Regions from separate parts of the Homo sapiens genome. Here regions 1 and 3 are each linked to region 2. The links are chromatin contacts, found by Hi-C in ENCODE. All regions are on one chromosome and are shown on one strand. Each heading gives the region's core, a stretch centred on a gene start or an enhancer-like site at or near the end of the contact. The rest is flanking DNA. Distances are from core to core; before and after follow the strand shown.

Region 1 (3,389 bases), core at 740-3,239, 830 kb after region 2:
GTTTCACCATCTTGGCCAGGCTGGTCTTGAGCTCCTGACCTCGTGATCCACCTGCCTTGGCCTCCCAAAGTGCTGGGATTACAGGTGTGAGCCACTGTGCCCGGCCTAATTTTTGTATTCTTAGTAGAGACAGGGTTTCACCATGTTGGCCAGGCTGGTCTCGAACTCCTTACCTCAGGCGATCCGCCCGCCTCAGCCTCCCAAAATGCTGGGATTACAGGCGTGAGCCACCACGCCGACCTAGCCACCCCGACAGGCCGGTTTCAATCTTTTAAAAGATGTAACTAGCACATATAGATCAACTGTAGCATTGTAAAAGGGAAACAGATATTCAAATAATTTGCTCCATGAGTAGAAACTTTAAAATCATCATTCCTGGCAATATTCCACTTTTACAATCCACCGATGAATAAGACAAGTGACCTGAAATTGCGTTTATGCTTTCTACATCCCATTATGTAAAATAATTAAGCTTATCCTTCACACCTTAAATGTATCATATCAAAGGCTGAGAGACCTTCGAAGGTCGCCAGGATAAATGTATCACATCAAAGACTGGGAAGGTTTCAAATTTCACCCTTAATACTACAAGTTCTAATTAGGAATCATTTTTACATACTTGCATATAAATTATACCACCCAGGTGAAAACCGGCATTTCAGTTGATTTATTCAACTGATAGAAAAAGAAAAGCTTACAGTCGCTACTGATCACTATTTAAAAACCGGAAAATAAAAAACGTACAATTAAATGCCCTCTTCTGCGTAGAGCTAGGTAGTTTTTTACAACCATACACATCCATACAACCGCCATCCCTTAATTTTTCTAATATTTTCGTCTCGCATATCAAACCAAAACCAAACCTCTCTCTCTTCCGGGAGCGAAGAGCCCTTTCACTCCCTTCGGAAGATGCGTAAATTTCAAAAGAGGAACATAGCGCTGGGGGAGGGTAATAATCTGCAGCTCAAAAAAACCGCGGGTGGAGAAGACGACCCCGGCCCCCGAACGCCTGCTTCTAAGACAAAGCTCAGCACCGCCAACCTCGACAAACATACAAAGAAGAAATACAAAAGCTTCTTCTCACAGTTGGGCGGAGGATGGGGGGCGGAGGGACGGAGGGACGTGAAAAGACGTTACAAACGGATGGCACGGAGAGAGGAGAGGGCCGGGAGCCAGGCAAGCTCGCTGGGGCCCTCGGCGGGGTGTCTAGGCCCGGAGAGGATCGCTGGGAGACCGGCCTCAAGTGACCACCTCCCGAGCCCCGGGAGCCGGAGGCAGCGGCGGGGGCATCCTTCCAGCGGCAGGGGAGGAGCCAGCCCACCTCTCCCCGATGCGCTCGCAGCCAGCTCAGGCAGCGCTCAGGGAAGTGTAAGCGGCGGTGCAGCCCCGCGGCTCCGCAGTAATCGCGCACCGCCAGGCCTCCGCGGACAGCGCTGAGGGCTCCGCGGCCCAGCGGGGGTTGACGCAGTGACTGGGGGAACGCGGCGGCAGCGGGGGCCGCGAGGGCTGCAGAGATCGAGACAACGCCGGTCCCCGCCCTCCCGCGCCTCTAGCCGCAGGCCGGCCGCCCTCCTCCCTCCCGCGCCGCAGGCTTGGCCCGCGGCCCCCTCCCCGCGCCCGGCGCTCCGCCGCGCAACGTCCTACCTGCAGGTGACCTGTTTAGTCCAGCCGCCGCCGCTGCCGTCGCTGCCGCCGCCCCCTCCGCCCGCCCCCAGGGACGGGGCGGTGACTGTGGGGATCGGGGTGGGGGAGGCTGCTGCCGCCGTCGCCGCTGCCGCTCCTGCTCCTGATGTTGTGGCTGTTGTTCCGGGAGTTGCAGCCTCCGCCATTACTGTTTATCCCACACAGCAAAGGCCCCGGAACTTCCGGGATCACATAGTTCCGGTCCGGCTGCGGGGAGAGGACGGCGAGGCCAGGCGAGGGGAGGGGAAGGACACTGAGGCACCCGTTCGGTCCCCGCCTGCTACGCGTCGCGTATCTGAGCGCTCTCGCCACTTCAACTGCGGGCCCAGAGCATGCGCGCCCGCGGCCCGCCCACGGCGCCGCTCATTGGTGGAGGGGACGTCTCCTCCGGAAAGGGGCGGGGCAAACGGGGGTCTGTACAGGTGTGTCCTAGGCTCGAAACCCCGGCGACGAAAGTCCATAGTTAGCGGCTTTCTTCCTAGCAGAGGCTGATATAGTGGAGCTGGGGCTGGGGACTAGGGACTTGCAGTCGGAAGACCTGGGTTTGAATCTGCACTTTCCCATTTCTCTAGTAATATTTGAGCTAGGTACTTGTTCTATCTGAGCCTCCGTTTCAGCCTCTCTCGAATAAGGATGACAGCAGACCCACATATGGTTGCTGTGAGGATTATATGATGTCCTTAGAAATCACTGAGCTTAGTGCCTGGTACATGGTAAACACTTAATAAAGGTTATCTCATTCCTGGTATCAGAGATGTGATCTTGGCCAAGTATTTTGGCTGAGCAATGCTCTAGAGGGCTGGTCCCCTTATCTCCAGGCTTCCCTTTCTAAGCCATGGGTCTTCTAGCAAATTATCCTACCTCTTGGTGCTCCTGCTTTCTCCTCTGTAAAAACGACAATAATAATAATAATAGGCCAGGCGCGGTGGCTCACGCCTGTAATCCCAGCACTTTGGGAGGCTGAGGTAGGCGAATCACCTGAGGTCATGAGTTCGAGATCAGCCTGGCCAACGTGGTGAAACCCCGTCTTTACTAAAAATACAAAAATTAGCCGGGTGTAGTGGCTAGTCCCAGTTACTCAGGAGGCTGAGGCAGGAGAATTCCTTGAACCCGGGAGGCGGAGGTTGCAGTGAGCCGAGATCGCGCCACTGCACTCCAGCTTGGGCGACAGAATGAAATTCCGTCTCAAAATAATAATAATAGTAATAGATAATAGTACCTACTTCAGAGATGGCTGTGAAAGTTAAATGAGAATCTGTTTAAAAACCTTTGTACTGGCCGGGCGCGGTGGCTCACGCCTGTAATCCCAGCACTTTGGGAGGCCGAGGGGGGCGGATCACCAGGTCAGGAGATTGAGACCATCCTGGCTAACACGGTGAAACCCCGTCTCTACTAAAAAATACAAAAAAATTAGCCGGTCATGATGGCGGGCGCCTGTAGTCCCAGCTACTCCGAGGCTGAGGCAGGAGAATGGAGTGAACCCGGGAGGCGAAGCTTGCAGTGAGCCGAGATCGCGCCACCGCACTCTAGCCACTGCACTGCAGCCTGGGCGACAAAGCTAGACTCCATCTCAAAAAAAAAAAACAAAAAGCAAAAAAAAAAAAAAAAAAACCCCTTTGCATTGTGCTTTTCACACTGCAGTGAATACATAATGAGTAACAAAATATGTCTGGAATATCCTAGCTTTTTTTTTAATGCGTCTTTAA
Region 2 (3,107 bases), core at 21-2,520:
TAAACCCATAAAAAAACCTGTGAGATGTTTGAAAGAATGACAGTGATCATTGGTATGAACAGCTTAGTTTCTTTTTTGCCAAGGAAGAAAAGTTTTGTGGCATCACTGGAAATCAGCGAGGGCCTGCCTGGCAGGCCTGTCTCTGTAGTGTCAGCTGTGTAAGTAGGTCTTTGTATGGTTGTATTTAGGCTTGTCCTGGATTCCCCCAAGAGATCAAAAGTTCCTTGAGGAGACAGAACCTATATTTGCTTCCCAGGGAAGTGCTCAGCTGCCACACAGCTCAGGGTGGTGATGCACACAGCAGGAGTTCAATCAACATTAACCCGCTAAATGGAGCTAACCAAATTCCACCCCCAGTCTGAAAGGCTCTGACACAGAACTGTCTAGTTCCTTTTCATTTGGCCTCAAAAGGGGTACATTTTTCAAAAAACAAAACAACCCCACATACCCCAAAGTTTCAACCTGAGATTCAATTTTGAATTGAAGGCTAAGTGAACAATTCTGCCTAACTCTTTAGTAAGTCTTGCTTGTGTGAAAATCAAACAGAAATCTTCCCTCTTCCCTCTTCTGGGTTTCCCTGACTATATAGAGGTTGATAGACTTCAGATGATCACAGAACCCAAAGTTACAGGCCATCACTAGGGAGTCACAGTTCAGACCAGGAAATCACTAGCGGCAGAGAGAAGCGTGGAGGGAAACGACGTTGCGGCTTTCGGGTTACACAGTGGAAAGGCTGATGAAGGGAATACGGCACACAGTCCCCAGCCTTGTTACTTTATCCCCCCGGGATAGCATCAATAGCTTACATGGGAGTGAGCATCATTCCTGCTTGCACCTTCACGTCCGGTTAAAACGATTCTATTCTGCAAGCCAGAGCTTAGGTTCCATCACTTCCTACCGAGCAACGCCCCCCACCCTTCTCATCAGCCCCGTCTGCATCATTACGGAGGACGGAGGACGGCTCTTGGGATTGTCTTGCTTGGCAGTGGAGGGCGGAGCAGAAGGAGGGAGAGGGTGCTGCGGGTTTTTTTTTTCCTTTCCCCGTATGTATTGTGTTCAGTGTGGACAAATATTTGTGTAGTCTGTATTTACCATTAATACTAGGATAAAGTCATTAGTGATTCGATTTTTCTATGGAAAGAAGCAAGGCATTGGGCGGGTGGAGGGGGAAGCAAAACCCCAAACGGAAGAACAGAAACTCTAAAAGCTGGCGTCTGAAGGTATTATTCAAAAACAATATGGGAAAAGGCAGCACCATATTTCCTCTGTTCTTCTAAGGGGAAGTTCAGAAAAAGGTCAGAAAGAGAACAATGCAGGCCATCTATCATAGCAGCCTCTAACCTAGAGGTGACTTGCCCGCTGCAGCCTCATTTCTCAGTTCTGTAATTACCACCCCTCCCACAGACTGGACACCACAGCGGCCTATGAATTATGCATTTCATTTCCACCTCCCCACACCCTGACTCGGTGACCACTGCTGCGGCGGGTGGCTGCGGGGGGCGGGCCGATGCAGCACCCCTTCCCCCAGGTACACGCGCAAATGTTACAGGGCCCCAGAGCCCCGGTGCACACCCGCAGATGCTGCTTGTGCTGACCTTCAGTTCCCAGCCTAAGATTTTGTTTATTGAGCAAATAAGACTAGTTACCAGTAGGGATTTTCCTAGGGGAAAACACACTGGGGCACCTTTTCTTCCCCTTCACGTTTTTATTCAGGCAAAATCTGGTTAAAATGAATATTAAGGGTGGTCTTGAAGGAGGCAGAGGTGATGTAGAGCCTGAGGGTATGTGTGTGTGTGTGTCTCCTGCTGTTAGAATTCGGGGGGGTGGTTTGGAAAGTGGGTCCCAGAAATGGATACTGCTGCAGGAACAGGAGCAACCCTGCTCCTCCCTGTCTGTGCCTCTGATTAACTGGTGCCCCTCTCCTACCAATTCAGAGGGTCCCAGAAAACTTCTGGGGCCACCTGTCTTCACAGGTGCTACTGGTATACCAAAGCAGGGACTACTCTTTGTTCAGAGTGATTTTCCTTTCAAATCTTTACAAAACGTTAGGTTTAGTAGAGAAGTTGGTTAGGTTTAGTTGCTCGAGCAACTGAGAGACCTAGGAATACCCCTGGAAGCAGACAGGGGTAAGCAGCAAGCGAAAGGGTTCCCTTGAAAAGCAAGGGTTCTTCTGTTTGGTACACCTCAGTCTATCGCTTGAAGAGGTGGTATGGGTAGGATTTTAAAAAATATTTTTAAAAAGTGACTTTAGATACATTCAGGGAAGACAGTTCTAAGATGGGATATAAAAATAGGATATTTAGGCCAGGCATGGTGGCTCACGCCTGTAATCCTAGCACTTTGGGATGCCAAGGCAGGCAGATCACCTGAGGTCAGGAGATCAAGACCAGCCTGGCCAACATGGTGAAACTCCATCTCTACTAAAAATACAAAAATTAGCTGGGTGTGGTAGCATGAACCTGTAATCTCAGCTACTTAGGAAGCTGAGGCAAGAGAATCGCTTGAACCCAGGAGGCAGAGGTTGCAGTGAGCCAAGATTGTGCCACTGCACTCCAGCCTGGGCGACAGAGCAAGACTCCATCTCAAAAAAAAAAAAAAAAAAAAGGATATTTAATTTCTGAGGCTGATCTGGGGAACACAATAGTAAGTGGGCTGAATATTAGGTGCAAATCACTATGACATATATTTTATTCCCTTCGGGTTTTTTTTTTTTTTAAACTATTCTCAGGGTTGGACCATTTGTTCATAAGGGACCGACTGAGGGTTGTGATCACAGCTGTGACAGCCAGCCCTTAAGATGGCCCCTGAGGACCCAGTTCTCCTGGAAGTCAACACCCTGGTGTGGTCTCCTCTCACACTGAGCAGGGCAAACCTGTGTAACCAATAAGACAGCGCAGAAATGACAATGTGTGGCTTCTGAGACTAGGCTGTAAAAGGCATGTGGCTTCTGCTTTTGCTCTGCCTTGAATCACTTACTCTGGAAGAGGACCCTCAATGGCCCTGTGGAGAGATCCACGTGGATGGAACCCAGGCCTCTGGCCAACAGCCAGCTCTGGCTTGCCAGCCACAAGGGTGACCCACCTGGGAAGAACACCCTCCAGCCCCAG
Region 3 (3,116 bases), core at 561-3,060, 590 kb after region 2:
ACACATCTTATGGGCAGGGTGCTGTTGTCCACGTCCATGAAAACATGAGTTACCAGGCATAGGCTCAGAGCAGCAGGGAGCCTGGCTGGACACACACGGTAAAAAGGCTGCCAGGCCGGGGTGCCTGTGTCTAGAAGTTGGTCTCCTGCCTTTCAGTGGTGCTTAGTGATCTCTCTAGGCCTCTGGCCAGTCCAGGATTCTATGACTGTCATCGCAGAGAGCAGCAGCAAAGGCTGTAAGGTGTGGACAGATGTTTGACGTCTGGGAAGATGGGCTCTGTGGCATATAACCAGATTGTCCCAGTTGGCACATAAGCCACACAAAATGTGCAGAACCCAAGGCTATACCTTCAATTTCGTGTGTGCTGAGAAAACTGGCAGTGCAAGGGACCTGTGACATCCCGTGGAGACTTCATTCAGGTTGGGCGCTGCACCCCAACCACACAGGGAGGGCTGAGGGCTTTTTCTAGTTTGCACAAAGGCGCCATCTGTGAGCTAAGCTGCACATCATGGGTGTGCGTCCACCCGGAGGAGGGACCTTTTCCAACTCACATCAGGTTTCCTTGTGTCCCCAGGGGCCCTGAAGCAGTCTGGGGTGCTGCTGACCTTCCCCCACACCCCCACTGCTTTCTATTTATATCTTCCCATCTTTTCTACCATTCAGAGTGCAGGTGGGATTTAGGGGACCCAGGAATGCCAGAATTCTGCCCTAGCTCTTCCACCCCTTCCTTCCTGTGGGGTTCCTGGGGATTGGCACACACAGAGGATAAAGGCAAATGGCACAGAGCCTGACACTCCACTCGGGGCAGGGCTCTGGGCTGCATGGCACAGCTGAGGCTCGGAACTCCAGGATCCAGAGGTTCTCCCTTCCCTGGCCATGCTTGGGCCCAACCTGCCAGTGCTCATGTGGGGAGGATGAGGGAGGCCAGAAGGACAGGCTCCAAGAGGACCTTGGTTCGCCGTCCTTGTTCTGTCCCCAGAGCTGGAGGAGCCAGTGAGAAGAGCAAGATCCATCCACCCCCTGAGAGTAGGATGTGGGAGGGAAGGCCACACCTTGGCACAGACCTCATCACACAGGGTCCCCGCCCCCTTATACAGGTGGCTGAAGCAGAGTCCTGGATCCTGGCCAAAGGGATTGGCAGCAGCTCCCTAGAGGGAAGCCAGCCAGGGGCGGGCTTCTTGTCCCCTACGGGAACATGGTCTCATTTGATCTTCACAGCCTCCCTGTTTTACAGATGGGGAAACTGAACTGCATGCTAAACAAGGATGAGGAATTGGGTCTAGGTCACGCAGGTAGTAAGCAGAGCTGGGCTTTGATGCTGTGGCCGACTCTGCAGCCTCTGCCCAGGTTCTTCTTTGGGATACAACTGCTGACAGCTCACCGCCAGTCTGTTCCCAGGAATAGCCCTGCCTGAAGGGGGCTGCCTGGCCCAAGGGTGGCTCCTTCCTTGCGGGGCAGCCTGAATTCAACCGAACCATGTAGGGGTGAGATATGGGGAGTGGGGTGCAAAAACCCAGCCCCTTGCCTCCACTCAGGACAACTCCGAAGGGCTTTGTAACTCGTCATGGGATGGAGGGCCGGGCTTTGGTGGCAAGTGCATCACATTTCACCTTCTCCCTTGGCCCAGCCCTGCTCTCCTCTTACAGTTGCTGTGCTGAGCACATGCCTGGATCAGCCTCTGCGGGCATCTTGCCTATGCCATCTGCACTCCCCGTCCTTAGGAAGTGCTGCCTCACCTCCTTCCTAGGACCCAGGACAAATAAACCAAAGATCCAAAAAGTAGAGGGTGAGGCAGCCCAGAGGTTTACAACAGCAGTAAGTGACTGCCACCCCTAGGCTGGAGGGAGAGAAGGAGGGGGCGGGGTGCCTGTGTCTAGAAGTTGGTCTTCTGCATTTCAGCAGTGCTTAGTGATCTCTCTAGGCCCCTAGCCAGTCCAGGATTCTATGAATGGGGACAGAAGGAGGGGTCGGGCTTCCCTGCACCCAGGGATCACCCAGCAAAGCCAGAGCTATGGTGGGTTTGTCAAGGGGGGAAATGCAGCCCTTGATGGAAACACTCCTGAAGTTGGGGGCCCAGAGTGACACCCTGACTTCTCTCTTCCTTTCTGCTTGACTTTTCTGATGATAGACTACCTAACAATACGAGGTGTTGTATTGTTAAACTTTGCATACCAAGGTCTTAATATGCACATATATTTGGGTAATATTAAAGATTTCGTCAGCTTGGGGTCCATAATAATTTTTTTTTTTTTGAGACGGAGTCTCGCTCTGTTGCCCAGGCTGGAGTGCAATGGCATGATCTTCAGCTCACTGCAACCTCTGCCTCCCGGGTTCAAGCAATTCTCCTGCCTCAGCCTCCCAAGTAGCTGGGATTACAGGCGCCCACCACCACACCCGGCTGATTTTTGTATTTTTAGTAGGGATGGGGTTTCACCATGTTGGCCAGGCTGGTCTTGAATGCCTGACCTCAGGTGATCCACCTGCCTCGCTGTACTAAAATGCTGGGATGACAGGCCTGAGCCACCGCAATAATTTTTTCTTTTAAAAGAGAAACACTGCTGTAGGATGATATGCCAGAGGTGTGTGGCAAAGCACCGTCCACTCCAGCCCAGACACCACAGCCTTAAGGTCCAATTCCTTAAGTTTCCATTCCTTTGATCCTTTGGGATATGGGGGTGGGGAGCTGAAAACAGCCCTTAGGGCCAGAGGATGTGGGAGCACAGGAAGAGGTCCTAGAAGTTTCCTTGTCCACATTCCTCACTTTACTGAGGGGAAACCCCAGACCCAGAGAGCTCCAAGCTTGGACAACCCCTTTTATGGAGGGTGAACTGTAGTGTTTTGGGGAATCATCACTACTGAGGAATGGAGTCAGCGCAGGGCTTTTATTTTTATTTATTTAATTAATTTATTTATTTAGAGACAGAGTTTCCCTCTTGTTGCCCAGGCTGGAGTGCAATGGTGTGATCTCGGCTCACTGCAGCCTCCACCTCCCGGGTTCAAGCAATGCTCCTGCCTCAGCCTCCCAAGTGGCTGGGATTACAGGCACCCGCCACCATGCCCAGCTAATTTTGTATTTTTAGTAGAGACAGGGTTTCTACTAAACCTGTCTACTAGTA

Evidence for each region. Hi-C counts contacts between places; a loop is a spot of excess contacts on that map. Pooled maps may share reads with other maps.
Region 1: a map with no recorded cell type shows a loop between it and region 2 (4-fold over the local background). The contact joins the promoter of MKRN1 here to the enhancer-like site in region 2. A Hi-C loop is called at or near these places in 1 of 168 maps with a recorded cell type or tissue (sciatic nerve), 1 of 37 single-sample maps with no recorded cell type and 6 of 50 pooled maps.
Region 3: a map of naive thymus-derived CD4-positive, alpha-beta T cell shows a loop between it and region 2 (2.4-fold over the local background). The contact joins two enhancer-like sites. A Hi-C loop is called at or near these places in 4 of 168 maps with a recorded cell type or tissue (CD4-positive, alpha-beta T cell, CD4-positive, alpha-beta memory T cell and naive thymus-derived CD4-positive, alpha-beta T cell) and 9 of 50 pooled maps.

Annotation. Positions count from the first base shown.
Region 1 is chr7:140,477,516-140,480,904 of GRCh38, forward strand. It overlaps MKRN1 (makorin ring finger protein 1), which reads right to left and starts at 1,990. Exons shown (of 8, transcript NM_013446.4): 1 at 1,645-1,990. The coding sequence starts at 1,829. RefSeq lists silencers at 1,221-1,300, 1,581-1,720, 2,011-2,120 and enhancers at 1,256-2,096, 2,427-3,337.
Region 2 is chr7:139,647,766-139,650,872 of GRCh38, forward strand. The region is part of intron 2 of HIPK2 (homeodomain interacting protein kinase 2); the gene reads right to left. Among named protein-coding and RNA genes, the nearest start is that of CLEC2L, 130 kb to the left of the region's middle. RefSeq lists an enhancer at 1,581-1,850. Within about 2 kb of position 1,271, at least 20 of the 41 ENCODE cell types and tissues checked have a DNase peak (open chromatin) inside an H3K27ac peak, as active enhancers do.
Region 3 is chr7:140,237,926-140,241,041 of GRCh38, forward strand. The region is part of intron 1 of LOC107986854 (a long non-coding RNA gene); the gene reads left to right. Among named protein-coding and RNA genes, the nearest start is that of KDM7A-DT, 62 kb to the left of the region's middle. Within about 2 kb of position 1,811, at least 3 of the 41 ENCODE cell types and tissues checked have a DNase peak (open chromatin) inside an H3K27ac peak, as active enhancers do.